Linked DNA regions of Homo sapiens: all the other regions are linked to region 1. A link is an interaction called in ENCODE POLR2A ChIA-PET data of the cell type or tissue named here. Cell type or tissue: PC-9. All regions are shown on one strand. Links, peaks and the distances in the headings refer to the core of each region. The heading gives the core; the rest is flanking DNA. Region 1 has its middle 34 kb from the start of EGFR. Region 2 overlaps ELDR (EGFR long non-coding downstream RNA). Region 3 overlaps EGFR (epidermal growth factor receptor).

Region 1 (10,075 bases), core at 3,163-8,162:
TAGCCAGTTTCTCTAATCTTGTACCTATTTATTTTTTCAAGGTGTTTTAAATTACCTTGAATAATTTTTTTTTTTTTTTTTTTTTTTTTTAGATAGGATCTCGCCTTGTTGCCCAGACTGGAGTACAGTGGTGCACTGCTACCTCGGCTCACTGCAACCTCTGCCTCCAGAGTTTAAGCGATTCTCCCACTTCAGCCTCCCAAGTAGCTGGGATTACAGGCATGCAACACTACACCCGGCTAATTTTTGTATTTTTTGGTAGACACGAGGTTTCACCATGTTGATGGGGCTGATCTCCAACTCCTGACCTCAGGTGACCCGCCCGCCTTGGCTTCCCAAAGTGCTGGGATTACAGTCATGAGCCACTGCAACCAGCCCGAATAATCAGTTATTATACTCTAATATGTCATTGGTCTATAATTATAATTACAAACCCTATTGGTTCCATTGATTTAATTGTCTAGGGGCATGCCAGTATGACTGCATTCCAATTACTGTGCCGGTATGTTACCTTTGTATATGTTTTGGCTACAATATCTGAACTTCCCAGAATAGTTTCCGACAGTCTTATATTTGAATAAATAGGATAATCATTTAGTTTTGTTAAACAAACATTATTTTGTGACTTCCAGTTGACTCAAACACTATTTACTAATTTACAAAAGCTTGTTTTTTAGCCTATCCATGTACATAGTTTGCATTCGGGGATCCAGGGTGTGTGTCAGGGAGGAAGCAACATAGGCCTATCCCCAGGAGGCCTCTCCCCCCAGGACGCCCTCGGGCGCCGTGGAAGAGAACCGGAGATGCTATGAAGGCAGGGCCACCCCATTGGCCAGGAAGAGAGAGGCAAGCGATATCCACGGGCAGAGGGAGCGCAGACATGGGCGGAAGAGCAGCGGCTTCCAAAGGCTGCAAGCAGGAAGGAACAGGCACCAAAAAGAGGGGCTGAGAAAAGGAGCCCGCAGAGGCGGTGCTGGGACCCCGTGCTTAGACAGGAAGAGAGAGGCATAAGGAGGAAGGACCCAGGAAAAATGGAGGAGTACTTTATTTCCTTGTATTTCCTGATCAGAAATTTGACGTTCAGCGTAAGAAAATTAGAAAGCAAAAATTTATGAAAATGAAAATAACATTCACCCATCATGTGAGAAATGAGGACTAATAACTTTTACTTTTAATGTTTTACTTTGTAGCCAAAAAAGCTAAATATTTTTATAGTTTCACATATATGTTTTCCCCTTCCCCATCCATTTCCTGGACCTAATACTTTCATCTTTTTTTCCCACCTTTTTTGATCATATTTTAAATCTTTCTTTCAAACAGATAATAGCTGGATTTTATTTTTTAGTTGAATCTGGTATGCGGTCATTTCTACGCTCACGGGGAGGACCCACAACCAAGACCCCTCGCCAGGTTGTTTCCAGGCCTTGGGTCCTTGCTGGCTCTCAGTGGTGAGAGACTGAGTACACAAATGGACAATGGCCAGAGCATCTATAAGAGTAGAACTCCCACCCACCCCCTGCAGCAGCCAGCCCAGGAGGCCAAGCCTTCATCTACAGGAACCAGCCAGGGAGGCCAGCCTGCTCCATGCCAGGCTTGTAGGAATTCAGATTGCTGTCTCTAGAAATAACATGGGAAATTAAACATTGCAGTCTGTAATAATCAGACCCAAACAGCCAGGACTTGATTAATAACTCACAGTTTCCTAGATTTCATCCCTGCTTCCAATCTAGGGCCAACCAGAGAAAGCCCAGTATGTCCCCTAGCCAGTCCCATGGGATGCCCACTTCTCACCAGCCGCCCCCGGCTTCCTCAGGCCCACAGCCCCTGCCAGGGCACCCGAAGCCTCCCCTTTTCCACGGTGAAGCTTCCCCACTCCTTGCCTGCCTGAGTCTGTCAGGATGCAACTGATGGCCATGGACCCCCTTGCTATAGCAGCTCTGAATAAACAGCCTTTGCCTGTTCTTATTTGGGTGGTCTTCATTTATTTCCACAGTGGGAGACATCAGTTCCTTGACACGTGACCCTCTCCACAGGGCAGCTCAGGACATGGCAGCCAGCTCCCCTCAGCGCAGAGACAGCAGCCCAAGGCTGAAACTGCAGTGTTCATGTCGCTAACCTCAGCAGTGACAGCCATCACTTCCGCTGTGTCCCATTCTTAGAAACCAGTCATTGGCCCAGCCCACACGAAGGGGAGGGGATTGCACGCATGTGCGCTGGCCAGGAGGTGGGGATGACCTCCACCCACCCCACCTAGCGTAGTGACGAATGCACTTGATGTTATCCAATCATAACATGTATGTTATTTACGGCTTATTTTATACCGTTGTCTCTTCCTTTTGTTTTTGACTTTTTTTGATGTTTGTCATATGATTTTCCACATGATTATTTTGAATGTCCTCTGTATATTTCCGTTTCATTAATTGTAATTTTCCTTTTCTCTGCTCTCAGAGACAGATGCATTTGATGAGACTATTTTTTAAAACAAGGGACCTACTATTTTCCCTCCATGAAATTCGTTGTATCATTACGACGAGACTGTCTGATCATACAATAAGAGGTTGCCTCTAAAACAGATCCACCGCTTAAGTCTTTCATCCCATTGTGATCTTTAAAACTTGTTCACACACCGCTCTCTCTGTGCTGCCCTAGGCAACTCCAATACCTTGCTAATATGTTGGTCATTTGTTAGGATTCCCTTCACATGTGTCTCGGTTTCAAGAGTCCTCATTTCCTACTCCTAAGATGTTTAGTCTTGTCAATTTTCATACACGGACAGACAGAGGTCTGTTTTCCACTGCTATTTCCTCTTCTGTTTCCAAACTCCCATGTTAAAATCTGTCCTCTTGGTTTGTTTTTACATTTTTTTTTTCACTTTTTACTGAACAGCAAAGTGCACACATCAAAAATGAACAACTTGATGATTAAATGTAAACCTACTTACGTAACTTTCACATGCCAGGAACTAAAACACAGCCAGCACCCAGCAGCTCCGTGCCCCCTGCCTCAACCCAAGGTAGCACCATGCCGACTTCTGATGCCAGGGGTCCATTCTGCCTGGCTTCAAACTTTCTGTCAAAAGAATAATGCATCATTCACTAATCTGAGCCTGACCTCTTTCACTGAAAATTACGTTTGTGGATTGATCCATGTAGCTTTAGTTAATTCTTTTTAATTAATAGATAGCTTTTACTCATATGAATTACCATTTACTCATCCATTCTACTCATGGTGGACATTTTGGTTGTTTCTAATTTGCAACAATTACAAACAATGCAGCTATAATCCTTTGTATGTGTCTTTTGGCACATGTGGGCTTGAATTTGTTAATTCTATATCTAGAAGTTAAATTACCGGTTTACAGGAAATAAATTTTTAATTTTAACAAATAGTTTCCATTTCCAATACTTGTACCTCTTTGATTCCCAGCAGCAATGTCTAAAGTTTCCCTGTTCATTTGTTTTTTTTTCTCTTTTAACTCAGCATTTGTTACGTTTAATAAAGACTTACTTGAACATTGACAACTAAAACAAAAGAATTTCAGGATTCTAAACTTTACAATTATTTACCAAGACTTTATCAGCATCTGCAGAAAATTAGAGCCCTGATGTCCTACCCACGTTCTCAGTCCCACGTTGAACACTAAGAACAGGGTCAATCAGAAAACTTACAGAACGAGATGCTATTGTGGCCATAGAATGCTTGCCACCTAGAAAGTCATTTTCTTCTTCTTACCTATAAAATTCCAATAGTAATTGTAACAGCTAAAATCTGGCAGACCCTAGAAACTTAATGAAGATAGCTATATTCTTTATAGCTATATTGTTTATTCATTGCTGCTGTTTTAATTTTATTTTTATTGAGGTAAAATATATATGTAAAATTTACCATCTCTACTATTTTTAAATGTTTTATTTTTAATTTTATGGGTACATAGTAGGTGTATATATTCATGGGGTACATGCGACATTTTGACACAGGCATACAATGTGCAATAATCACATCAAGGTAAATGGGGTATCCATCACCACAAGCATTTCTCATGTCGTTGTGTTACAAACAAGCCAATTATACTCTTTTAGTCATTTAAAAATGTACAATAAATTATTGTTGACTGTAGTCACCCCATTATGGTATCAAATACTAGATCTTATTTAATTCCCTCTAACTACATATTTTTACCCATTAACCATCCCCACTTCTCTAACTTCCCTGCTACCCTTCCTAGCCTCTGGTAACCATCCTTCTATTCTCTATCTCTGTGACGTCAATTGTTTTCATTTTTAGCTCCCACAAATGAGTGTGAACATGTGAAGTTTGTCTTTCTGCACCTGGCTTATTTCATGTAACATAATGACCTCCAGTTCTATCCATGTTGATGCAAATGACAGGATCTCATTCTTTTTTATGGCTGAATAGTACCCCACTGTGTATATGTACCACATTTTCTTTATCCCTACCTCTGTCGACGGACATTTAGGTTGCTTCAAAATCTTGGCCATGGTGAACAGTGCTGCAATAAACATAGTAGTGCAGATATCTTTTTGATGCACTGATTTCCTTTCTATTGGGTATATACCCAGCAGTGGGATTGCTGGGTCATATGGCAGTTCTATTTTTAGTTCTTTGAGGAACCTCCAAACTGTTCCCTGTAGTGGTTGCACTAATTTACATTCCCACCAACAGCACACAAGGGTTCCCTTTTCCCCGCATCCTCACCAGCATTTGTTATTGCCTGTCTTTTGGATAAAAGCCATTTTAACTGGAGTGAGATGATATTTTATTGTAGTTTTGATTTGCATTTCTCTGATCAGTGATGTTGGGCAACTTTTCATATGCCTGTTTGCCATTTGTAGGTGTTCTTTTGAGAAATGTCTATTCAGATCTTTTGCCCATTTTTTCATCTGATTATTAGACTTTTTCCTATAGAGTTGTTGGAACTCCTTATATATTCTGGTTATTAATCCCTTGTCAGATGGGTAGTTTGCAAATATTTTCTCCCATTCTGTGGGTTGTCCCTTCACTTTATTGACTGTCTCCCCTGCTGTGCAGAAGCTTTTTTAACTCAATGGGATCCCCTCTTTACCATTTTCAAGAGTACAGTTGAGTGGTAATAACTATGTTCAGATTCTTTTTTCTCTCTCTCATCTCTCCCTCCCCATGTACCCTTCCCAGACTCTGATAACCACCAATCTACTCTCTATCTTCAGGTGATCCAGTTTTTTATCTGCATATATGAGTAAGAACATGTGATATTTGTTTTTCTGTGCCTGATTTATTTCACTTAACATCCAGTTACCGCAAATGATAGGATCCATATTGCTGCACATGACAGGATTTCATTCGTTTTCATGGCTGAATAATATTCCATTGTGTGTATACCACATTTGTTTTATCCTTTCATCCGTTCATGGACACTTAGATTGATTCCATATTCTTGCTGTTGTGAATAGTGCTGCAACCAAAATTATTGGACCATAATGATCATTTTATTTCAGCAATTTTCACAATGAGAATGGATAACAATGAATCATTTACTGGGTTTGTATGTGGGCAATTCAGGAAATGGTCAAAAATATTAAATGAGTTCTTCATGACTCACTCAGTCACAGTTGTCAGAGCCAGTCTTGGTGATTTCTTTTAGCTGATTGCAGCCACTCTCATCTTCGATGACTCTGCTTGGTGCAGAATATCACTTCTGCATCTGCTCATTTGTCCAAACATTCCATAAGGATTATCCAGCTCTGCGTCAACACTGCCTGGAGCAGGAGGACAGCGAGGTGAAGAGGGCCGAGCTCTCCTATTCAGATGGACCTTGTCATTTTGTTTTATTCCCCCTCCTTGAACCCTTCATAAACAATTCAAAGAAATGTACAAACCCATGTGACAAGCAGTGAAGCTCACCTGGCAGCCACTGCCTGTCTGGGGCCAAGACTCAAGTGTGGCTGAGCAGGACAGAGGGTTCCCAGTCAGGAGATGTCAGCCATAGGTTGAGCTGTAAGATGCCCTGAGGTCTTAGGGACAGTGAGTGTCCCCTGAAGACCACAACAGCACCACGAGATGCTAGGGAGAGCTGTGTCAAATGCTGTTCCTATGGACTCCAAGCCAAGAGGGTCTGCCAGAGGCTAAATGAATTGTTATTTCTTATGAAGAGAACAGGAAAAAGTAAACAGAAAATATTCAAAGCTATGAGAAGGCTTTTCTGGAATAAGGAAATATTTCACAATGCAGATTAACCCACAAGAAACACATTCTGGAGAACACACAACAAGGCACAGCCCGTGAAATTACTGTATCTCAAGGATGAAGAATCATGTAAGTATTCAGGGGGAAAAAAAGCGAGTTACATTTTGGGGAGGAAGTAGGGTTTCCTATAGTAACCAGAAATGCCAGAAGATAAATGAAACTGCCCACCAGAATTGTTACACAGTAAATTTCTCCTTCAGGTAGAAAGGCCACAGAAGTTCTCAAACACGTAAGAATCTAGAGAGATTATTGCATCAATAGTTTTTTTAAATAAGATTTTTAAACACAAAGCGCAACAAAAGTGCTTCATAAGATCCCTACACTAATCCAAACACAGCATTTATGGTACTGAGTATTCAATACATTTAAGTATATAACTATGGAAAGAAATAATTGTGGTGAATAGTGATTATAGAAAAGGATGTAACTGTGATTACCATGAGCACTTAATATAATACCAAACATTTGTAAGGACACAAAGAAATGGGATGGCTCACACATTGCGGGTGGGAATGTAAAATAGTCCACTGATCCTGGAGTGGGGCGGTTTCTAAAGACTAAACCTGCACATATCATACAACCCAGAAACTGTACTCACATGTGTCTATTCGGGGGGGGTCCCTGAAAATCACTCAAAAACCTGCACATGAGTGTACATAGATGCCTACTGGTGATACCTTAAAACTGGAAACAACCTAAATATCCTTCACCAGGTGACTGGTTAAACAAACAGTGACACATTCATGCCACAGAATAGTATTCGGCAATAAAAAGGAATGAAATATTGATACATGCAACAACATGGATGGATCTCGGGGGATTATGTGGAGTGAAAAAAGCCGGTATCAAAAGGTTAGTTACCTAATATGTGAATCCATGTATGTGATATTCTTGAAATGACAGAATTACAGGGATGGAGAACACATTCTTGGTGCCAAGGCTTGAAGAATCCTGGTGATAGAATTATTCTGCGTCTTGGTTTGTGGTGGTCACACAAATCTACACATGTGATAAAATTGCATGGAATTAAACACATACACATATAAGTACATATAAGGCTCATGAAATCTGAATAAGGTCAGTGGATTGCATCAAAGTTGATTTCCTGGTTGTGATTTTGTACTATATAATGTATATATGCAAGATGCTATCTTTGAAGGAAACTGGATGGAGGCTAAACAGAATCTCTGTACTATTTCATATATTTCTTTGTAGATGTGAATCTATAATTATCTCAAAATAAAAATTTTAAAATTAAATAACAATATAAATAAGAAAAATGGGGAGTTATAGGATAATAAATAACTAAAGCCTAATGCTAAAATGCTTAGTTAATCAAAATAATGGTCTTTTAAAGGTTTTTATAACCTTTGCTTAAATTTAAAGAGATAATTTAGAATCAAGATAAAAATAAATTTCAGTTGTTCTAATTTCACTTTAGTTTCTTTTAAGTTCAAGTAAAATTAAATGTAATATAATTTATTTCAAAATAACACATGTAATTTGATTTTATTGTTCTACAATTATTTCTGCCCATTTTTTCTTTCTTGATATCTGCAACTACACACAGACACTAGACTTAGAAAATTTTGCACGTAATGCCAAGAATGATTACTTCTTGTTAATGGGATTTGATCTAAATTTTTAAACTTTCTTTATTATATTTTTAAACATCTGATTTTTATCGTGGATATGTGTTATGTTTAACCCTAAATAAACAACAACCAGGAAACAAACAAACCACCAATAAAAAAGCACCCTCTGACCTTGAGGAGATCATTGTCCAGAATGATGACAAGCATGTAAACAAAGATTTACAAGGCAGGTCAAAGTCTTCACAAACACACAGAGAAGGAAGAAGCTCAAGCTGCCTGGAGTCAGGAGTTAAAGAAGGCTGCCCAGGGCTGATGAAGCATTTACAATACTGTTTTTTAAAACAGTCACTCTTGGTAATTTTACAAGTTCTGGCTGGAAAATCACACCATAGTAAAAATGGTTTCAAGTCAGACTTTCTGCTATGAAATCCATTTTGGCTAGTTTTGATGATTTATTGACACAACTTTATAAAAGGTAAAAACTGTAAGTAGAAAAGCTTGGATTTCAAGGCCAAAAAGTGGGCTTTTGTTTGTAATAAAGAACAGTTTTCATAAGCAGAGCTTTACTTGAATAAGACACTTTTCAAAAATTCATTTCTATTATTTCAACTATCATTTATTTTTATCTTTATAAAGATGCTATTAAGGCCAAACACTGCAGTATGCTAGTAACCTACTGTTTTCACTTATACATACAATAAATGAGCTTACAGATTATTAATTTTCATAATTAGTTGGCAATTTTTCTAATCATTAAATAGCAGGTATTAATTTGTCCCTTTATCTTCTTAATCTCTGAATATACAATTCACATATTTTTCCTCAGGACTTGACACCACACCAAAAGCTCTTGTACTCACAGGGATACATAATCTAAATCTTTCACCAAATCTATGTCTAATATTTGTACAGTTGACTGAGCATGTCCCCATCTATTTACAAGGCCTAATTGTGTAATAAGGTAATTGGCTATCATAAAATCATGGAGGTGGACATTCATCAGTCCAATCTCACCCACAGTCCTAGCTCTCCTGAAACATGGTCCCTCAGCTACCGAGTAAGCAGTAGAGTAGTTTTAGGAAACTAGTTCTTCACAATCTAGACAGAAATATGCCAGTGGAATTGATCTCGTATCTCTATAGACATACCTTGTGTATTTTATACTATCACAATTTGTGTTCAGGAAGGCTCTGTAGATTGCAAATGACAATAACTATCTCAATCATGTGAAAGAAGAATGGGGTGGTGAGAGTTCTTTGCAGAGTTCTTTGCTGAATAAATTATAGAATCTGGGAAATACCACCACCACCACCACCAAACATGAAACAGTCCTTGGTTTTTTTTGTTGTTGTTGTTGCCCCAAGGGCTTCCACATCAGTAATTCATGGACCTTCCCTTTGCAACACAGCCATCAACACCTGACTACACACTTGTCTCTGTGTTTTAGTTCAAATAAAACAGAGAGATTTAAATAATCCACCAGCCTCTAGGGAGCTCGTGCTTGCGCAGTGAATACCCAGGGTGGAGTGTGAGTTCTGCAGGAGGAGAGTGAGAAGAATACATCAATATATTGTGATGCCATTAATGTTGCTAATTCCATTGATTTCCCTTTTTTCACTGAATTGCATATTGGAATGTTGGCTAGGTACAGCCATTGCTTATGAACTGTAGCACTGGCAATGCCAGCTTTAGTTTCACAGTTCTTCTCAAGTGTCTGCAATAACACATCACACATGTGGGTAGTTAGTGCCATTTTTTATAACAATGAAAATATGGTTTGAACCACTTTCACAAGTTAATAATCCACAAGCAACATATAATTGCAAAATTGTCCACATACTACATAAAAGAGATGTCATTTTTGAAAACCAGATGTGATGACATTTGTAGAGTATTTAACTCAGAATACATGTCACATAGCTGAGTAACGTTTATTAAAACCTCATGTTGTATCTCCTGATTGTATATGTAAATGTATTTTTATGGGTTTTGGAACTTATGTGCTTCTGTTTTTTTATGGTTCTGAAAATGAGTAGAACAGGGTGGGGAAGAAAACCGAGACCTGTCTCACCCCGTAGTGACTGGTTGTAAAAGCCACATTTTTGCACAAATATTATGATAGAAAGTTGCCATGTTTGTTCATTAAGGAATAATATTTGAATTTCATCATGACAAGCAACTACTGTCTCTCAGTAGAAATTCAATAACAACTTGCCATTGAGGGGTGGAGAATTGGA
Region 2 (9,244 bases), core at 1-5,000, 260 kb after region 1:
GAGCGTGGAATGTGTATCCTGGTGCCCGGATTCCACACTTCACTGCCTTGGTGATTCAGCCGACCCTCATCACTGTGACTGCAATTCATCAGAAAGGGCTCAGCCTGTGATCAGCATTCAGTTTGTAGTTTATAGGAGTTATTTTGCAGTCACTTCTAGAATTTTCCTAATAAGAAGAATATCTAATGCCTATCAGCCAAATGCCAAGAGGAAGGAGTTCAGAGCCCCGCTATGAGTCAGAACCCAGATGGGCCGCACCCAAAGGAGCTGAGCAGTATCACGCGAACAAAGTTCTAACCCTACAACATCAACTACTGCAGTGCTTTGCAAAGTTACTGAATGAAAACGCAGGGTTTTGAGATGGATGTCATATGTTTTGCCATAAGTTGACACACTTTGCAAGTCTGGATTCTAATGAATCTTTTTTTTTTTTTTTTTGAGACGGAGTCTCTCTCTGTTGTCCAGGCTGAAAGGCAGTGGCACAATCTCAGCTCATTGCAATCTCTGCCTCCCAGGTTCAAGCGATTCTCCTGCCTCAGCCTCCCAAGTAACTGAGATTACAGGCACGCATCACCACGCCTGGCTAATTTTTGTATTTTTAGTAGAGACAAGGTTTCACCATGTTGGCCAGGATGATCTCAAACTCCTGACCCCAGGTGATCTGCCCGCCTCGGCCTCCTAAAGCGTTGAGATTACAGGTGTGAGCCACAACACCCAGCCCTGATTTTAATGAACCTTTTCAAAACCACAAAAAAAAAAACCTCAGTTTTAGATCAGACAGCTATGTGCCCGCCTGAACTAAACTCAGTTGACAGGGCCCATTATCACAATTCAACAACTCATGTTGAAGACCCCGTGAAGAGCAGTAACAACAATTCTAGTTGTGATCACTTGCAAGGGCATGCTAATGGCACAGAAACCAACCATGGGAAAACTCCAGCGCTCCCGGAGTTGACGTTCCCCACCTGTCAGCACAAATACAAACTGGACCAACCCTGTTGCTTGGCTTCAATACTTGTTTGATCTTACCAGAGCAGGCAACACATGGACATTTTTGTCTCATGAGCCATTTTCCTCTGTTGAACTTATGATTCTCTGAGAACCTGAGAATTACAATAACAGCATTATTTACAAGCTGTGATTTGATAATGTGCCACTTAATGTTTTACATGATTATTTTGCATTTTGTGCTTTGCCGAGCTTTGTTGTTGAAGCTCCATGTCAAGAATAGCACCACACGCCCCTGTGTGTCTGCAAAATGACAGCCTCTGCAATTCTCTGAGGCCCGGGAGGGACAATGAGCCTTCTCCCCACATGACCCTACATGGGGGTTTCAATGCTATGTCAGTGCAATATGTCTACAGGAGGAGGCATACAAGGAATCTCCAGAGGTTTCTAGGAGTATTTGTAAGTAAAACAGTAATAGAGGTGAGGATGGTGGGAATAAACACCTAATTTTTAAATGGTAGAGATTGTGCTAAATAAAATGTATTCAAAAAATTACTAAAGACTCCAAAGAGCTTTGGTTATGTGGTTTAAATCTATCAGTACTCGCTGAAGTAGAAATTAAAGGTAAGAAACTTTTCAAGTATTTATTAATTCATTTAAAATAACAATAATAAACTACACGTTAACATAAATGAAAAAATTATTTTAAAAAATAATGATTTTCAAATGAAAATTTAGTAAGGGGAGTGGCACATTTATGTTTTCACAAATATCTTTAATCTGTTGTGGTATGCTATCATGATTGAAATATTTGCATAAAATCCAGAAAAGGGAAGAGTATTCATCTTTTTGGGGTAATTGTGGATATTCTTTTTGATATTACACCAAAACGCAAAAATAGTAGTTTATCAAAGGTTCCTTGCGATGTGGAACGTGAAACCATGTCAATTAAGGCTTCTTATTCTGTCACACTCATATCCATTGCAGCTTGAATAGATCTTTTACTCAAGCAGCATTTTGTAGCAAAATGCACTGGTCATTTGGAAAATACTGGATCCTTGAGTTATGAATTTTTTCAAATGTTGTCACATTTCATTATACGATACCACAAATCACATCTGTTCATGCCACTGCTTATCTCATCAGAGAAGTCATTAGGTATTGCAAAACTGTCAGGCTCATGGGGGCAGACATAAGTTTTCCAAAATCAAAGTTATTTCTTTATAAAATATAATCACTGTTTATTTATTAATCAAAGTCAAAATGGGAAATAAAATATTTACCAGATCACTGCACTAATCCCTTTTCTGCTCTGATTCATAATTTAGGATTCCTAGCTATCAGAGATAGCAGGGTGCCAGCTGGGGTCAGGTTTCCTCTCCATCTTAGCAGTTCTGTGCTGAAAAATGTAGTTTCTTTTCATGGTGTGACCTTTTTATGAGTCCTAAGTATAGACTGGCCATTTGTAGTTGAGCTTCTGTATGGGAGCCTTCTGGTATCTTCACATAGCTGTGTTGTGTGTTTGGGGAAAGAGCTCTGCTTTTCCCACATTGAGGAAAACTCACTGCTTCCTAGGACTGGTGCATTACTGTCTTCCAGGAACTTCTCTTCAGAGTTCTCTTGGTTTAGATCCACTATTTCCTGGATCGCACAGCTTTTTAAAATTTGCTATTTGTTTTTGCCAGGTTACAGCCTTGCAGTAGTTTTCAAGAAAGATACAGAGGAGTGAAAGCAGAGGTCTCAAGGCCCTCACTGGCATGGGTGGCTTCCAAGCCCTTGGCCTTAAATTCACATGACTAATATTTTTGTAAAATTTGCAAAAATAAAACCATTCCTTTTCTACACTATCAATAAAAAACAAAATTTTGGGCCGGGCACGGTGGCTCGTGCCTGTAATCCCAGCACTTTAGGAGGCCAAGGCGGGTGGATCACGAGGTCAGGAGTTCAAGACCAGCCTGGCCAACATAGTGAAATCCCATCTCTACTAAAAATACAAAAATTAGCCAGGCCTGGTGGCAGGCGCCTGTAGTCCCAGCTACTCAGGAGGCTGAGGCAGGAGAATCGCTTGAACCCGGGAGGCGGAGGTTGCAGTGAGCCGAGATTGCACCACTGCACTCCAGCCTGGGTGACAGAGCGAGACTCTGTCTCAAAACAAACAAAGAAATAAAAAGAAACAAAATTTTGAGCAACCTTAGTAAAGAAAGGACTGAATATTTCTACTCTATAAAAATATTACGAATTGTCATTATATCAAAAGCAATCAAAGCGTGTGGGAGGAAAATACTGGCTGCCCTTTTTAGTGGAGTGGGGTTGGCACAGCAGGGCAGGTTCTCAGCTGGTCCACACCATCACCATCGCTGCACCCGCCGGCCGAGTGCGGAAGGTCTTCTGCACGTCCTTCCCTTGTGGTCTCCTTTGCACTCGCCAGCACCATTCCTAAATGGTCTTTGCATTTTCCTCTTTCATCTGACACACAGATGCCTACATGTCACTTTTGTTTTCTGAAATTATACAGAATTATCCTTTGCATAGACTGTGGTGTTCGAAGCCCCATCTGATTTCTAGTTTTGTGTGATGACATCCACCACCATCATCATCCTTCATGCACCTCATATCCCAATGTCTGCTTGGCTCACTATTTCCAGAAGCTGTTTCTGCTGCCTGGGATGTCTTTATTGCCATCCATCCCATAGGACTTGGCTCACAACCCAGTCCTTCTCTATAAAGCTTCCATAGACCCAAGCATCCTCCTCCTCCCAACCAAACTAGCCACACGCCTGCTGAACTCTGCTAGTATATCTGTGGTAGCTCCTGCCCTTATATTCACTCATGTGACTGTCTCTCTCTAGGTCATGAGCTTCTGCAGACAACAAACTCTTTACCCTGGGCAGCTAGCACAATGGTTTGTAATTAAATAATATTTATCATTTAACTTGAGAGATTAGCAAGAGATATATATGGTTCTGTGAATAGGACCTCCTTGGGTAGAAAGATCAAGAAGAGCCAGAGAACCAGAACTACGCAGACTTTTTCCTGGGGAAGCTCAATTATATTCTGAGTTTGCTGAGACTTTGCATCTTTGAAATTTAGAAAACTAGAGCAGTAAGAGCCTCTTTCCTCTGGTTTCATCATTAAGAGTGACGCAGAACTGCCTCCTTCAGACCATGACCCGAGTTTCAGGTTAAGTGAGGAGGCTCCGGCAAAGCGATCTCTCCACATTCCTCCAGGAGAGGACTGTGCAGATTGCAAAGGAAGGAGGCATGCCTGGCCATCTGAGAGCTGTGACTACAGCTCCCTCCAGACGATTTCCAGTGGAGCAGGCCTCATAATGTGGAGGTCGGCATACAGTACAGTCTGTCTCCTCGACCCCAGCTCCCACTCCTGCAGTCAAAGAGCCTGGACCTGGGCTCTGAGCCCTGTACAAGGATGAGAAGCAGAGGCAGCACTTCAGGTTTTTGTCCAGGTTTGATCATGAATGAGTAGAAGGCCCAGTAACTACCTTCCGCCTAAAAAAAACATTTTATTGGCTCCTCAAAAAGCAGGAATACAGGAGCAACTGACTCTTCTCTCTCTACCAACACCACCCTTTGACTCCCCTCACTTTGTCTCCTTTGCTCCTCACATGTTGTGGTGAAGGGAAATCCTACGGTCAAATAGTTTGCAGGAGAGCAGGGCCAGTAGACGCAAGGCTCAGTTAAAGACTTGAAGACCTGGAGAGAGAAAATCAGGGGCCCAAATGGGACCTCTGCTGCCAGGACTCCAAACTCCTGTTGTCAAAACTGTAAAATATTTTCAGAATCTAGTTATCAATTATTTTATTTTTTCTGTGATAGGAGAAAATCATGGAAGTCAATAAAGTAAGATTTAAAATAGGCCTCAAATTATTTTTTTACGGATGGTAAAAAAATAATGCATGTAGAAAAAAATACAACAGAGAAAACTTGGAAACATTTTTTTAAGTTGAAATAAAAGGTCGAATCATCCATCAGGGGCCCATGTTCTATTTTTTCTTTGCGGCTCAGGCACAGAGCTTCAGCACACAGCCTCCAGGGGGCTGTCCTGAGTCTAACCACAGTATTCCCGGAGAAAGGAGGCAAGGGCTGGGAAGGAGTGTGTCGCTGCTCTTCAGTGCCCTTCTAGGAGCTGGTGTCCACATGTCACTCGTGTCCCATCGGAGTGATTCACACGGCCACACCTCACTGGGAAGTAGAGTCTACTCTGGGTGGTTGTTCACCCAACTAAAAATTCCAAATGCATTATTGTAGAGAGAAGGGAGGGCAGGCATGGGAGAGTGCCAGTAGCCTCCAGCACAGGGTCAAATCCCAAGGACAATCTATGTTAGGCCAGCAGCAAATGAGGATGAAGACGCAAATGGGAGAGACTAAGAGGAACTGTGCAGGGAAGTCAGGGGCTGCAGCAGCCCAGCCAGAGAGGCCCAGACACAGAGATTCTTAGGAGGAAAACGAGGCAGCTGACTCCAGGAGAGAATCCAGGGGAAAAGATATATTTGGAGGGTTTTTTTTTTTTTTTTTTTGAGACGGAGTCTCGCTCTGTCGCCCAGGCTGGAGTGCAGTGGCGGGATCTCGGCTCACTGCAAGCTCCGCCTCCCGGGTTCACGCCATTCTCCTGCCTCAGCCTCCCAAGTGGCTGGGACTACAGGCGCCCGCCACTACGCCCGGCTAATTTTTTGTATTTTTTGTAGAGACGGGGTTTCACCGTTTTAGCCGGGATGGTCTCGATCTCCTGACCTCGTGATCCGCCCACCTCGGCCTCCCAAAGTGCTGGGATTACAGGCGTGAGCCACCGCGCCCGGCCTGGAGGGTTTTTAAGTGAAGTTATACCATAGGGTTTGCAGCATAAACCCTCTACACTGAACACCTACAAAATCCCTGATAAAGGTCTCGTGGCTTGTTAACGTGGTTTGGAGTGGACCTGTTTGGGTAAAGATTTGGGGGGACCCATGTCAGGGTGGGCTGAATCATTGTGCTTAAAACACACCAGAGATTGCATGGTGTATTGCAGCGGGTGATTGGTGATTGGTAGGTGAAAGAAAGATGTGCTCATTCATCCCTGAGTGGAGAGATCTCTCTGGGCTAGCCACAATGTATGAAAACAGGGCATGAAGAATGTCTCCAGCCCACATGGACTGCATTCTTGCTGGTTGGGAATGTGTCCCCAAGTTCTCCACCTTCCTGTACTAGTTAAGAAGGAAGGGCCAGGTGCAGTGGCTTGTGCCTGTAATCCCAGATATGCAGGAGGATGGCCTGAGGCCACGAGTTCGAGACCAGCCTGGGACACATAATGAGACTCCATCTCTAAAGGTAGTTTGTGCCTGTAGTTCCAGCTACTCAGGAGGCTGAGGTACACTTGGCAATTGATTACCATTCACCTTGACATCAGTGAAAGTTTTCCTGGAGATTGGGGTGTGGTTGTCTTTTGCTTTACCCTACTGTGCCTTTGCCCATGTTTGTCTTTCCTTGATTCCATGGTTTTCTGTGGAAACTGAGGGAAGCATGAGTTTGTGCCACTGTCTGGTGTCACAGAGGCCTGAGGTCTGAAAAGGTACTCTCGACCTGAGGAGTTGTCGGGTGATGGGGAGAGCATTCTAGGCAGAAACAACAATATGAAAAAATAGAGAGTTAGGAGCCCAAAGCCACAAATCAGAAATCAAGAGCAAAGAGAGCTGGAGAAGGTAGGGTGGAGTAAAAACACGTCTAGAAAGATCTAGGGCTCAGTGGGTCAGCACATCTCCTCTGAGGCGTCAGTTCCAGTCAGCTGAGAACTGCAGCCTAGTGGGGGCCTCCCGCACATTGGAAAGAGTACCTGGATTAGTCAATGAGGTTTGCCTCCAGGGGCTGGTCCTCTTTAGGAAGACCAGCAGACGCAAGGATACCTCATCACAAGCCTAAGTTAAGGGCATAGAGGGCCTGGGATGCCACTAAGAAGTCCGAGGTCTGTCTAAAGGGGCTCATTTCATAACTGAATGCCAAATACATTCAGTGATCTCAGGGTCCCAGGGCCTGCTCTTGACTAAAAATTAAGCTGAAACACCCTCTATTAAAAGCTGGCCAGAGGAGATGGTGGGTTGAATGTGGCTCCTGGGCCATGTTTGCCTCTGGAACACCAGTGCAGAGCAGCAGGGACAGGAAGAGCCCCAGGGACTTGCAGACTGGGAGGAGAGGCTTCCAGCTGCCTCTGAAAGGGAGCTTTGCTCTTTCCAATTTTCTGTTCTTTCTGTGAAAAAGTTTAAGTCCTTCTGGAGCTGGGCTGATGGCATGTGAGTGTTACCATGTGTCATTCTGTAAGTGCTCTCTGCAAATTCCTAGAGATTCTCCCTCATGCCCCAGGGGAAAAGCAATTTTTATTGTCCCACTGTGATCCATGAATCTTATCCCCAGTGTCTATGAATCCTGACTGTTGGACTTCAAACCCTCTGGGCCCTTTCTCAAAGAGCTCCACGGAAAGCAAGCTCCTGATGGCTGCCCTGACACTTCAGGCTTCCTGAAGTGTCTACTCAAAATAGTCCCTAACCTAAGGGCATGACTTTAGTAATGTAAGTTTTAAGCTTCCGCATGTCAAATTCCCCAATCCACCCAAAACAATTTCCTAAGGGCTAGCTTCCTGGGACCCCCACATTCCCCATTTTTCTGCCTAAGCCCACGTCTGGACATGGCTTGGTTCATTGCTCACAAACGCTCCTACCCTCTCTCCCCACCACCCCCTCACTTGGGCCATGCATCTGTGTCATCTTCCAGCAGCTCCTGGATCTGACATTCATTGGCTGTTTAGGTTACTATTCCCTCCATGCCCATGATGCCACTGTGGTTTGTGCTTCTTCATGTGAAGTTAAAGGAGAAGATATCTAAGAACATAACCTTGAGAGCACTAGCAACCATAGGTGGACTGTGAGGAGAAAGCCAATGAAACATGTTGAGGAGAAATAGGCAGAGAAGCAAGCAGGCAGCTTTGCAGGAGTCAGAGGAGAGGAACATTGTGAGGAGTGCACGATCTGGGTCAAACACCAGAGGGATGGTGTGGAAGACAAGGACTGAAAAATGTCTACTGGATAATTCTACCAAGCGGGGCAGCTGGGCACAACCACAGAGGAACTGACTTAAGGGGAAATTGTGCAGCCAGTAGTCAGGTGGAATCCAGATGTCAGTGGGACCTAGTGGAAGGGGCTTCAATTTTTGAATCGCTCAAGGTTGGCCAGAAGCTGGCTCTGTAATCTTGGACAAATAACAACTTCTCTGAGCCTCAGTTTCTCTTCTATAAAATGGACATAAAACACCTTCCTTGCAGAGTGTGATGGTTAATACTGAGTGTCAACTTGATTGGATTGAAGGATACAAAGTACTGTTCCTGGGTGTGTCTGTGAGGGTATTGCCAAAGGAGATTAGCATTTCATTTCAGTGGACTGGGAGAGGCAGACCCACCCTCAATTGGGTGGGCATCATCTAATCAGCTGCCAGTGCAGGTAGGATAACAGCAGGCAGACAAACGTGGAAGGACTTGACTGGCTGAGTCTTCCCGCCTCCATCTTTCTTCCGAGCTGGATGCTTCCTGCCCTCAAACACTGGACTCCAAGTTCTTCAGCTTTTGGACTCTTGGGCTTACACCAGTAGTTTGCCAGGTGCTCCCGGGCCTTCAGCCACAGACTGAAGACTGCATTGTTGGCTTCCCTACTTTTGAGGTTTGGGGACTCAGACTGGCTTCCTTGTTCCTTAGCTTGCAGACAGCCTATTGTGGGACTTCACCTTGTGATCGTGTGAGTCAATATTCCTTAATAAACTTCCCTTCATATATAGGTCTATCCTATCAGTGCTGTCCCTCTAGAGAACCCTGACTAACATAGAAGAGTTGTGAAAATGACCGTTGGTCTGCCCTCACCCTTTCCCTCTTGTCCTTTAACCGCATGCGCTCAGTGTTACCTTCCGTGGCACCTGCTCACCGTCATCCCGTGGTGACTCGTGTGGGTAACTTCATCAGAGAAGACCCTGCCTGTCACCTCAGGTACAGCCCACGAAGTAAGGTGGCTGCAAGCGCAGATCCTGCACCTGCCCAAGGTGAAACAAATCAGCTCCCGGAGCCTGAGGTGCAAAGGGCAGGAAGCTCCCTGCGCACCCCTGCGGCCCCAGCGCGGCTCTCCCAGTCCCGCTGCCTCCCACTCCGAGCCCCTGCCGTCTGGGACCCGCTCCACCTCCCGCTCCCGGGCCCTCGGGGCATCCTGTCTCCATTCGCAGCCCAGTGCCCTCCACTCCCACGGCCTCGGGTACAGCTTCCACAGGGAAATCAC
Region 3 (10,075 bases), core at 2,043-7,042, 170 kb after region 1:
GGCGAGGGGAGGGGCTGGCTTGCTACCGAGGAGCGGGCAGGTGGTGGCCATCTCCACCCATGGGGGCTGCTCAGTGCACAGGGCAGATCTGGGTGGCCAGGCCACCTCACAGGAGAAACACCTGCTGCTCAGCCCTCACCACTCATCCAGCAGCCACAGCCGTGGGTATTCAGTTGTCTGCTGGGCACAAAGCCGTGGGCATGCCACTGTTTAGTGCTTGTGCCAAGCAGGTATTTAATACACCGAAATCAGAGAGTCTATCAGAAGACCTGCCTTCTTGAGTGGTTAAAATTCTAGTGAAAGTTATGCCTCTTAGGAGTATTGCAGAGGTTTTGTTTTTGTTTTTATTTTGTTTTGTTTTAATGGTTTGGGTTTGAGTTTTGCTTGTTTGTACTTACATTTGTACTGGTGGCTCCAGGGTTTAGGGAAATTGTGACATAAAATAATTCCTGACAGAGAAAGCAAAACTTTGTCTAATGAAAGAGTTTTAGAAGCCACTCTTGATCTCTAGAAGGGGAGATTAACTGAGAAAAAAAATTGAAAGAACAATTATGAGGGGGAGATTTTACCCTGCCAGATTTGTGTACATGAAAAATTTTACATTCCGTATGGAAAAAAAAAACACAAAATAATAAGCCATTATAAGGTAAATGACAAACAAAGCTAAAGAAAAATGTGCCACAGTGATGACACAGATATATCTTTGAGATAGGGCTTAACAGAGCTTTAAAATCCATAGGAAAACACTTCGAGCCTGAGATACCAAGAGCAGATGGTTCACAGAAGAATCATCAATGTCCTATAAATATTTTTGAGGATCTTCTTGGGGAACTTAAAACAGGAACAGGCCAGGCACAGTGGCTCATTGGCTCATGCCTTTAATCCCAGCACTTTGGGAGACTGAAGGGGCTGGATTGTCTGAGGTCAGGAGTTTGGGACCAGCCTGGCCAACAGGGTGAAACCTCGTCTCTACTAAAAATACAAAAATTAGCCGGGCGTGGTGGCGCACGCCTGTAATCACAGCCGCTCAGGAGGCTGAGGCAGGAGAATTGCTTTAACCCAGGAGGCGGAGGTTGCAGTGAGCTGAGATCACACCACTGCACTCCAGCCTGGGTGACAGAGCAAGACTCCATCTCAGACAAACAAAAAAGGAAGACATAGAGCTCCTAAAAATAACGCAGAAGTCTGCTATTAATACAAATGAATTACTTTAAAGGTGAGAGCAGGTGGAGGAGAGGGCTGAGGTGCCTGCTGGGACGCAAAACAGCTGGCCCCTCAAGGGACCCAGTGTTTCCTGCCATGATGAAACACCTGTATTGTCCACATTGCGGCCTAGAATGTTATTAAACTCTTGAACGGGATTCCTTCTCTATTTGCAACCTTTCATTCTTTGTCCTTAAAGTAAATAAAGCCAAAGGAGGATGGAGCCTTTCCATCACCCCTCAAGAGGACCTGGACCGCCTGTGTGAGGCCCGAGCACCTGGTGCCACCGTCATCACCTTCCTTTCATGCTCTCTTCCCCAGGTAATTATGTGGTGACAGATCACGGCTCGTGCGTCCGAGCCTGTGGGGCCGACAGCTATGAGATGGAGGAAGACGGCGTCCGCAAGTGTAAGAAGTGCGAAGGGCCTTGCCGCAAAGGTAGGAAGCCCGCCGGTGTGCGGACGAGGCTTGTTCTCGGCTGCTGAGGCTGGGCTCTCATGCCACCTCCAAAGGAACACATCTTCCTCTTCTCATTAAAAAACAACTATACATATCGTTTCTTTAAAACAGAAGATAAAGCTGTAAAGCTAGGTTAGGCAATGGGAAGGCACTGAAGGTTGTGACGGGGTGGGGGGCTCTGATGAGAACAGTCACAGAGCCAGCCCCGCTCAGCAGCTGCCAGGTGCCCAGCCCTGGGGAGAATCCAGGGAAGGCAGAGCTGGAAGCAGTGCAGCTCCAAGCGGCCCATGGGAAATAATGAGGAGAACGCAAGGTCAGTGTGAGGTGACAGGGATGGCATCTCCTACACCGCCGTAGCCCCAAAGTGTACTATAGGTCCTGGTGTCCCCCCTTCCCGCCTGCACTCTCCCCAGCCCCTTCAGTGTTTGTTGAGTGAATGAAGGATGATGTGGCAGTGGCGGTTCCGGTGACCGGAATTCCTTCCTGCTTCCCTCTGCCTGTGGATCCCTAGCTATTCTTAATCCAACAAATGTGAACGGAATACACGTCTCTCTTATCTCTGCAGTGTGTAACGGAATAGGTATTGGTGAATTTAAAGACTCACTCTCCATAAATGCTACGAATATTAAACACTTCAAAAACTGCACCTCCATCAGTGGCGATCTCCACATCCTGCCGGTGGCATTTAGGGGGTGAGTCACAGGTTCAGTTGCTTGTATAAAGAAAAACAAAATCTGCCTTTTTAACTGGTAGAGATTGGTGATCAATAATCACCCTGTTGTTTGTTTCAGTGACTCCTTCACACATACTCCTCCTCTGGATCCACAGGAACTGGATATTCTGAAAACCGTAAAGGAAATCACAGGTTTGAGCTGAATTATCACATGAATATAAATGGGAAATCAGTGTTTTAGAGAGAGAACTTTTCGACATATTTCCTGTTCCCTTGGAATAAAAACATTTCTTCTGAAATTTTACCGTTAATGGCTGATGTTTTGATATTTTTCAAAAGTGCAGTTTCTCCTGCAGGCAAAAGGGGACACGTTAAGTCCAGGCTTGGGTCATTCACTGCGGTGTAAACACGCTTTCTCCCTCCCGCCCGGCCCCAGCCAGCTGCCTTGGTGGCCCATAACCCCTGAGGGTAGAGGGAGGGGACAGGGGTAGGTGACAGGCAGCCTGGGCCTCAGGCTTTTGAAACTGGACGCCAGAGCCTTGTGGGGCCACGGGCAAGCCTCGGGTCTATGACTGCCGCCTGAGCTCCGCTTCCTTCCTCTCTAAAATGGGAAGATTAGACCAAAATAACAAGACTGTTTTAAGGTTGGAATCAAATAAGGAAAATTTGTAAAGCTCCTTGTATGTGATACCAGATCCACAATTGGCAGATAATCGCAGCAGGAGCCTCTTCGGGGTAATCAGATACGCGGCGCAGCAGGGGTCTCAGGGCCACAGCCAGGGGGGCGGCGGGAGACATGCGGAATCGCAGCGGAAGGCGGGAGGCAGCTGTGAACTGTGGCTCGGCCTGCGTCCGCCCTGCGCATGTACACTCAGAGAAGATGATAATGAAAAAGAAAGCAAATCCAATTTTCCCACTTACTGTTCATATAATACAGAGTCCCTGAGAGTCTAGAGTAATGTCTCATACAAAAAAGAAACTCCTACGTGGTGTGTGTCTGAAGTCTTTCATCTGCCTTACAGGGTTTTTGCTGATTCAGGCTTGGCCTGAAAACAGGACGGACCTCCATGCCTTTGAGAACCTAGAAATCATACGCGGCAGGACCAAGCAACAGTAAGTTGACCACAGCCAAAGCCTGGTAGATTACATTTGCCTTTTTAGTTGGAAATTAGGCTTAACAGGAGAGTTGCTAAGATAGGGCACAGAGCTCCTGCATCTCTCGCCGGCATTCCCAAATGCTATCTCACATGAGCAGGCACAGGGAGCAAGACTGCACGACCACTGGCACAGGCTGTCCGCTAAACCACAGACTTCTCAGCGCTCGCCAGTGCTTCTGCTTCTGTGTCCACTCCAGATCCCACATTGCACTTAGTTGTCAAATCTTTTCAGTCCATTTCTAACCTATATTAGCTCCTGTGTCTTTCCTTGTCTTTCACGGCCTTGACACTTACAAAACGTGTGGGTCAGGTACTTTGCACACTGTCTAACCATGTCTGTTCAGCTGGTGTTTTCTCAGGATGCAATTGAGGTTATGCACATCTTATCACAGGGACCAGAGAGACTTTTTAGCACCACTCTTCAAGAATTTCCACTTTTTCAGCTTTGACAGTGGAATAGACATGCAGGTGCTCACACACAAGCATCTTTAATATGGTAATGGTAATCATCAGTTTAGTGGTGTGGAGGAGGAGATGGGAATCTCTTAGTGAAACCCGCCTTGGAAGCAGCCTCGTTATGAGAACTGCTGCCCCTACTTGACTCTTAAAGCACTAGATAATACTGTGCAACATTAAAGAGAATAAGAGTGCGTGAAATATGCATTGCCTCCCATAAACTCCCTTGGCTCTGAATCTCTGATACTAAATATGTGGCTACCGTTGCTTCCCAGAAAGGCCTTTTTGCTCTGAATTCTCTGGAATGCTTTCTTTGACCAAGATTCTTATAAAAATAAGAGATTTAGAGCAATTTTCTTGGATGGCTGGTATGAGCCAGTTGGCTTAGTTGTAGGGATTTAAACAAGATAAGGGTTACTTACTTTTCACATTTAATGAGAAGTCTGGTGATTCCAGCTCCTACTGAGACAGGGTGGCCACACGTTCCAGGGTGTGACTCACTGAGGCCCCAGACCTGCCCTGCAAGGAAAACCTGGCTCTGCCCTGGTGTCCTGGCCTCCCTGGGCATATGTGGGGGAGAATTCCTAATGGTATTGGTTACAGGCTCCTATGCGAGACCACTCATCTGTGTAGGAGAAAGGAAAAAGATGGGGGAAAGAAGAGCAGCAGGGAGAGGAGAAGCCTCTGGATGATACTCTAACCCCCTGCCATCCAACACCTGAACATCAGTCTCTTCATCCAGTGCTCTCAGCTGGCCCAGCCCCCAGCCTGGGGTCAGATGAGAGCTTCCTGCAAATGCAGATCTCTTTCCTGTGGCTCCTTCTCAATTACAGACAGCTCCTCCACAAGGTGCACTCTGGCCTTGTGCTCCCTCCCCAAACCAGCCCAGCCCTCCCAGCCTGCATCATCGTGGTCCTGTAGGGGCTAGAGGTTCTCACACCCATCGTGGTCTGGCAGAGGCTGGTGGTTCTCACACCCATCGTGGTCCGGCAGGGGCTTAGTGGTTCTTATACCCATCGTGGTTCAGGAGGGGCTAGTGGTTCTCACACCCATCGTGGTCTGGCTGGGGCTAGTGGTTCTCATGTCCACCGCGTGCTTTCCTGCTCCTCCAGGTGGCTGAGGACATCCCCCCTTCGGTCTGAATGACTTCCATCCAGTCATCTGATATACACATTGGACCACCCAATAGCATCCTAGTGTCATGTTGGATGGTGAAGAAAATGCCACAGTTACTGCTTTCAGGGCCTCACAACCTTGGGCATAGCTTTTTGGAGGAAGGCCCCACTTCCCAGGCATCCCTCCCAGACCTGGTCAGAGGCCCCTGCTCTTTGCTTCCATGTTGCCCACACTCACTGTGCTCTTCACACCGGCTCAAAATGATCTGCTTACGGGGTTGTGTCACCACCAGATCAAGCGTCCTGGAGAGGAGGAAACATATTTAACCTGCACAGAATTTGGGACAGAGAACCTCTAGTGTTTGTTCAATAAATATATGAATGGATAGAGGGACAGGTTGGGTGGTGGATAGATGGATGAACCCACACCTTTGAAGTGTATTTGGCTGTTTGAGAGGTTAGAATATGTTCTCAATTTCCAGGCAAAATGAAAATGGAGAAAATATAATGACATTAAGGCATTTTATTCATCCTCCCCATCTGCCACTGGGTTAAAGATACTAAATAAACAAGGAACTATCTTTTGCCTGGAGGAACTTTAAAAACACCTGCAGTTTTCAAAAGGTGCAGTGTGTGCCTCCCACAGCATGACCTACCATCATTGGAAAGCAGTTTGTAGTCAATCAAAGGTGGTCTGGAGAAACAAAGTTTTCAGGGATACATTGTTTTTATAATTTTTCACCACATGATTTTTCTTCTCTCCAATGTAGTGGTCAGTTTTCTCTTGCAGTCGTCAGCCTGAACATAACATCCTTGGGATTACGCTCCCTCAAGGAGATAAGTGATGGAGATGTGATAATTTCAGGAAACAAAAATTTGTGCTATGCAAATACAATAAACTGGAAAAAACTGTTTGGGACCTCCGGTCAGAAAACCAAAATTATAAGCAACAGAGGTGAAAACAGCTGCAGTAAGTCACCGCTTTCTGTTTAGTTTATGGAGTTGGTTCTAATGGGTCCTTTATTTGTATTTAGAATATTGAAGGGCTATTCCCATTTAAATTACTTTTTTCAGTTCCTTAAGAAGCAAATTAAAATCTTAAGATTCCTAACTGTGAAATTACCATGTGAATTCCATTAAAACTTTTTCCAGATCATTACCATTCAATGGGATGAATTTACCCTGAGGTTTAGGCTACCAATTATTTGTAATGTAAGTAACTAAATTTAGTATTAGTTATATTACCTTTTAGTTGTAGGTCACTCTCTGCTCATTTCAGCCTGTAAAGACTACAGCTACACACATACACACACAGAGGAATGGAATGAGCACTTTACATCAACACTTCCTGTTCTGGCTCTAGAGCCTCAGCTTTTGAAGCTGGTGAGAGCCTGGCCTGTGCTGGGCCTTGGCCACGGGCAGCGTCAGCTTTGAGTCAAGTGCTGGTCTGGCCTCCCTAGCTTTGAGCCTCTGTCAATTCCCTTAATCTGTTTAGGCTTTGGCTTCCTCATCCATAGAATGGAGATATGAATGATTCCTACGCCGTAGTGCTTTGAGAGAATTCAGTGAAATTCCTGTGTGTAAAACCCTTCCATGGTGCCTAGCACACAGCACACAGCCAATGGCCCAATGGCTCCTATCAGCTGTGGGATTTGTCATCAGAACACCACCAGCTCTGCTCCAGGCTGCCCTGGGTACCATCAAAACACACCCTGTGCCCAGCAGCACCTGCTCCTCTGCACACCTGGTTCCTTCAGCAGGGGCAGTGGCCGTGGGAGCACAGAAAACATGGAGTCCCATCTGGTTTAATTGATGCCATTGCCAAAGGGGAGGACTCACGGCACCCCCTCTCGGGTGCCAGGGTGCCTGGCTCCCACCAGGAGGAAGACCTGTCCTCCACTGTCAGGCACATTTCAGTCTTCCCAGCAGCCAGCACAACTACTTTGTCCTTCCAGTCACGGTCGGCCTCTGGGAAGCCCAGTCTGTGTCCTCCTCCTTCAGGGGTAGCCAGCATGTCTGTGTCACCCAAGGTCATGGAGCACAGGGCCCCTCCCGGGAAGGTGCCGTCTCCTCCGGCCCCTCGGGTCCCTGCTCTGTCACTGACTGCTGTGACCCACTCTGTCTCCGCAGAGGCCACAGGCCAGGTCTGCCATGCCTTGTGCTCCCCCGAGGGCTGCTGGGGCCCGGAGCCCAGGGACTGCGTCTCTTGCCGGAATGTCAGCCGAGGCAGGGAATGCGTGGACAAGTGCAACCTTCTGGAGGGGTAGGAGGTTATTTCTTTAATCCCCTTGCGTTGATCAAAAATAAGGCTCCAGGTTGTTGTTATAGCTTTACAGGCATTCTGTTTGATTTTCTCTTCCTTTTATTCTTTGCCCTTGGCTTTTGGAGGTTTTGGGTTTTCTGTGGGGAGACGGGAAGTTGTTTGATTGCGTTATTTTTGGCAAATTTAAGCACAATAGGAAATAAGCAAGTATTATTGCCTAATATAATCCAATAATTTATAGAATCTCTTTTCCTGGAAGTATCTTAAATTTTTCTAAGCTACAAAAAGTTCCTAAGACAAATGAGACAGTCATCAATGGTTCATCTAGCCAACACCGTGGCCATTTGGGCTTTTCTTTGTAGTGCCCGATTCCTGGTGTGTGAAAATAAATTAACACAAATTATATTGCCAAGTTAATATCTGTTTTATGTGCCCCCAGCATGTGTTGAACATCAAACAGTACCAGGGACTTTAAATATACCCACGGACAAAGAAATAATTCATAATGATGTTTGTTGAATTTAGTTGCAATCAATAAAAAGTGCAGTTTGTGAATGCTCTGAGGTTCTTGATATTGATGTAAGGCTTTGAACGACAAATGAGGACAAAACATAAATAGGAAAGTAAAACTGAAGGATAGAGGCCAAGGCCATGTTTTAGAAGATTTAAAGAAAAAGGGAAATTTGGTGAGCACCATAGGAATTACAGATGGCTGTAGGAATTCTTCCTGTTTTACTCTCTGGGCATGGACCACAGCTTGGATCCAGAAATATTTAGGAGCAGGATAAGAGGACCAAGTTCAATTCTATAGGAATCCTTTAGCTGATAGGCTCAGAACAAATCACATAATTGATAGTGCTGCTTCAACTTCAAGTAAGGAATATTGATGCAATCCTTACAGCTACAAATGGACAGTGGTCTCATGTTTTCAGTTTTCAAGTGTTTCTTAAGAGGCAAGGTGATGAAAACGCCCACGTGGGGAGCCCCATGTCCTTCCATTAGTGTAGAGAAACCTGGTGTCCAGCAGCACCTGCTCCCTCTGCAAGCCCAGCCCCCTTCAGCAAGGGCAGTGACCCAGAGAAGAAGCACAGAAGACACAACCCTGTATCACATTTTGTTTAATGGTGCCATTGACCAAAGGGGAGGATGAAAGGCACACACTTTTTTGTTGTTTTTTGAGACAGAGTCTCACGCCATCACCCAGGCTGGAGTGCAGTGATGTGATCTCAACTCACTGCAACCTCTGCCCCCTGAGTTCAGGTGATTCTCCTGCCTCAGCCTCCCAACTAGCTGGAATTACAGGTGTGCACCACCATGTCCAGCTAATTTTTTGTAGTTTTAGTAGAGACGGGGTTTCACCACGTTGGCCAGGCTGGTCTCAAACTCCTGACCTCAAGTGATCTGCCCGCCTCGGCCTCCCAAAGTGTTGGGATTATAGGCATAAGCCACTGCACCTAGCCAAGGCACACACTTTGGAGAATAAACACTCCTTGTTCGCTGCTGGAGGGTAGAACTATGCTTGACTACTAGGCAGAGTCCAGTCTTACTGACAAACAGCCGTACATCTGTTCTGTCTTTTCAATCAAACATCAGCTTCTTGCTTAACATTGATGTGTACATCTTGAGGGATGTCAAAATATTGTAAGCTAAGTTTTTCATACCTGTGTTCCACACTCACCATTTTTAGTAATAACCATTGAGCGAGTTCATTCTCCCTCCTTCCTTTTTCTATCACTTAATCTAAAATTATCATTTTTCCAGCTTAATTTTGATAACCATGAATCTGGTATTAGAGGCAGGGAACACCTCCTCAGGACTATCTTTTCTTTTATCATTTGGCTTGCTTACCCAATATGCAAAAACTATGCTGTAGAAAAAGCAGAAAAGATATCTTGATTATGAATGAAGCTCCTGTGTTTACTCAGAGAGAAGATGACCCAGGATTCAGTTAACAAAATCAGCTGATTATATTACTATATAGTCCTGGAGTCCCAACTCCTTGACCATTACCTCAAGTTATTTGGAATTTTGAAGAGGTGATTTGTGTTCCTGCAATAATGTCTCAGGGGTGGGCTGACGGGTTTCCTCTTCCTCCTCTCAGTGAGCCAAGGGAGTTTGTGGAGAACTCTGAGTGCATACAGTGCCACCCAGAGTGCCTGCCTCAGGCCATGAACATCACCTGCACAGGACGGGTAAGAGCCCCTTGCTGCTATCCACGTCCATTTCATGGGAAGGGCCTTCACAGAAGCCGAACAGTGATGATGGCCCAGGGCATCCTGTGTGGGCAGGACGGCCATCAGAGCCACTTCCCAGAGGAGACGGCAGGCGCTGACAGCGCTGTCCGGGCAGGGTGTCGGTGACATTAGCACACACATTAGCCTGCGATGAACATTCACTCTTTCTGCTGACACCCCCAACCTTATCTAAGCTTATCAAATCCTCACATTTAACGGAGGCTGTTTTCACCTGGTTTCCCCCATCCCTGACCTAGTCAGCATTGCTTTATCGCTTTCATCAAACATCCTCAAATTCTTAACATTAGCTTGTAATTAATTGAAGAATTTTTAAAGAAATTGCTAGCAAAACTTTTTAAACTGCACAACTTTGTATCTATATGTTCAATAACATATAGATACAATATTCTTTACAATAATCTTTTAAAGAATATGAGTGAGAATTCGGGCCCCTCTCACACCAAATGTCCTGATGTTGTTAATTCTCAATGTTATTATATAGGGAGCTCTGTTTT

Evidence for each region. ChIA-PET counts read pairs that join two places held together with the same protein. Peaks named below come from ENCODE experiments on the same cell type or tissue, not always from the same donor. Only the 100,000 strongest peaks of a DNase experiment are listed, where the experiment ranks them.
Region 2: POLR2A ChIA-PET joins it to region 1 with 6 read pairs; 1 of 35 experiments calls an interaction of 5 or more read pairs at or near these places.
Region 3: POLR2A ChIA-PET joins it to region 1 with 7 read pairs; 2 of 35 experiments call an interaction of 5 or more read pairs at or near these places.

The regions. Positions count from the first base shown.
Region 1 is chr7:54,979,925-54,989,999 of GRCh38, forward strand. No RefSeq gene overlaps it. Among named protein-coding and RNA genes, the nearest start is that of EGFR, 34 kb to the right of the region's middle. RefSeq lists enhancers at 1,962-2,461, 5,184-6,383. In PC-9, for the core only: no CTCF peak of the experiment used is centred there; DNase peaks (open chromatin) are centred at 5,647, 6,957 and 8,057; H3K4me3 peaks cover 2,508 bases; H3K27ac peaks cover 3,558 bases.
Region 2 is chr7:55,245,403-55,254,646 of GRCh38, forward strand. The region is part of intron 2 of ELDR (EGFR long non-coding downstream RNA); the gene reads right to left. It also overlaps the pseudogene LOC100130121. Among named protein-coding and RNA genes, the nearest start is that of ELDR, 5.6 kb to the right of the region's middle. In PC-9, for the core only: no CTCF peak of the experiment used is centred there; DNase peaks (open chromatin) are centred at 209, 2,016, 2,329 and 4,169.
Region 3 is chr7:55,154,306-55,164,380 of GRCh38, forward strand. It overlaps EGFR (epidermal growth factor receptor), which reads left to right. Exons shown (of 28, transcript NM_005228.5): 8 at 1,525-1,641; 9 at 2,228-2,354; 10 at 2,454-2,527; 11 at 3,358-3,448; 12 at 5,834-6,033; 13 at 7,194-7,326; 14 at 9,428-9,518. Among named protein-coding and RNA genes, the nearest start is that of EGFR-AS1, 30 kb to the right of the region's middle. RefSeq lists enhancers at 1,696-2,268, 1,849-3,048. In PC-9, for the core only: no CTCF peak of the experiment used is centred there; a DNase peak (open chromatin) is centred at 4,416; H3K27ac peaks cover 814 bases.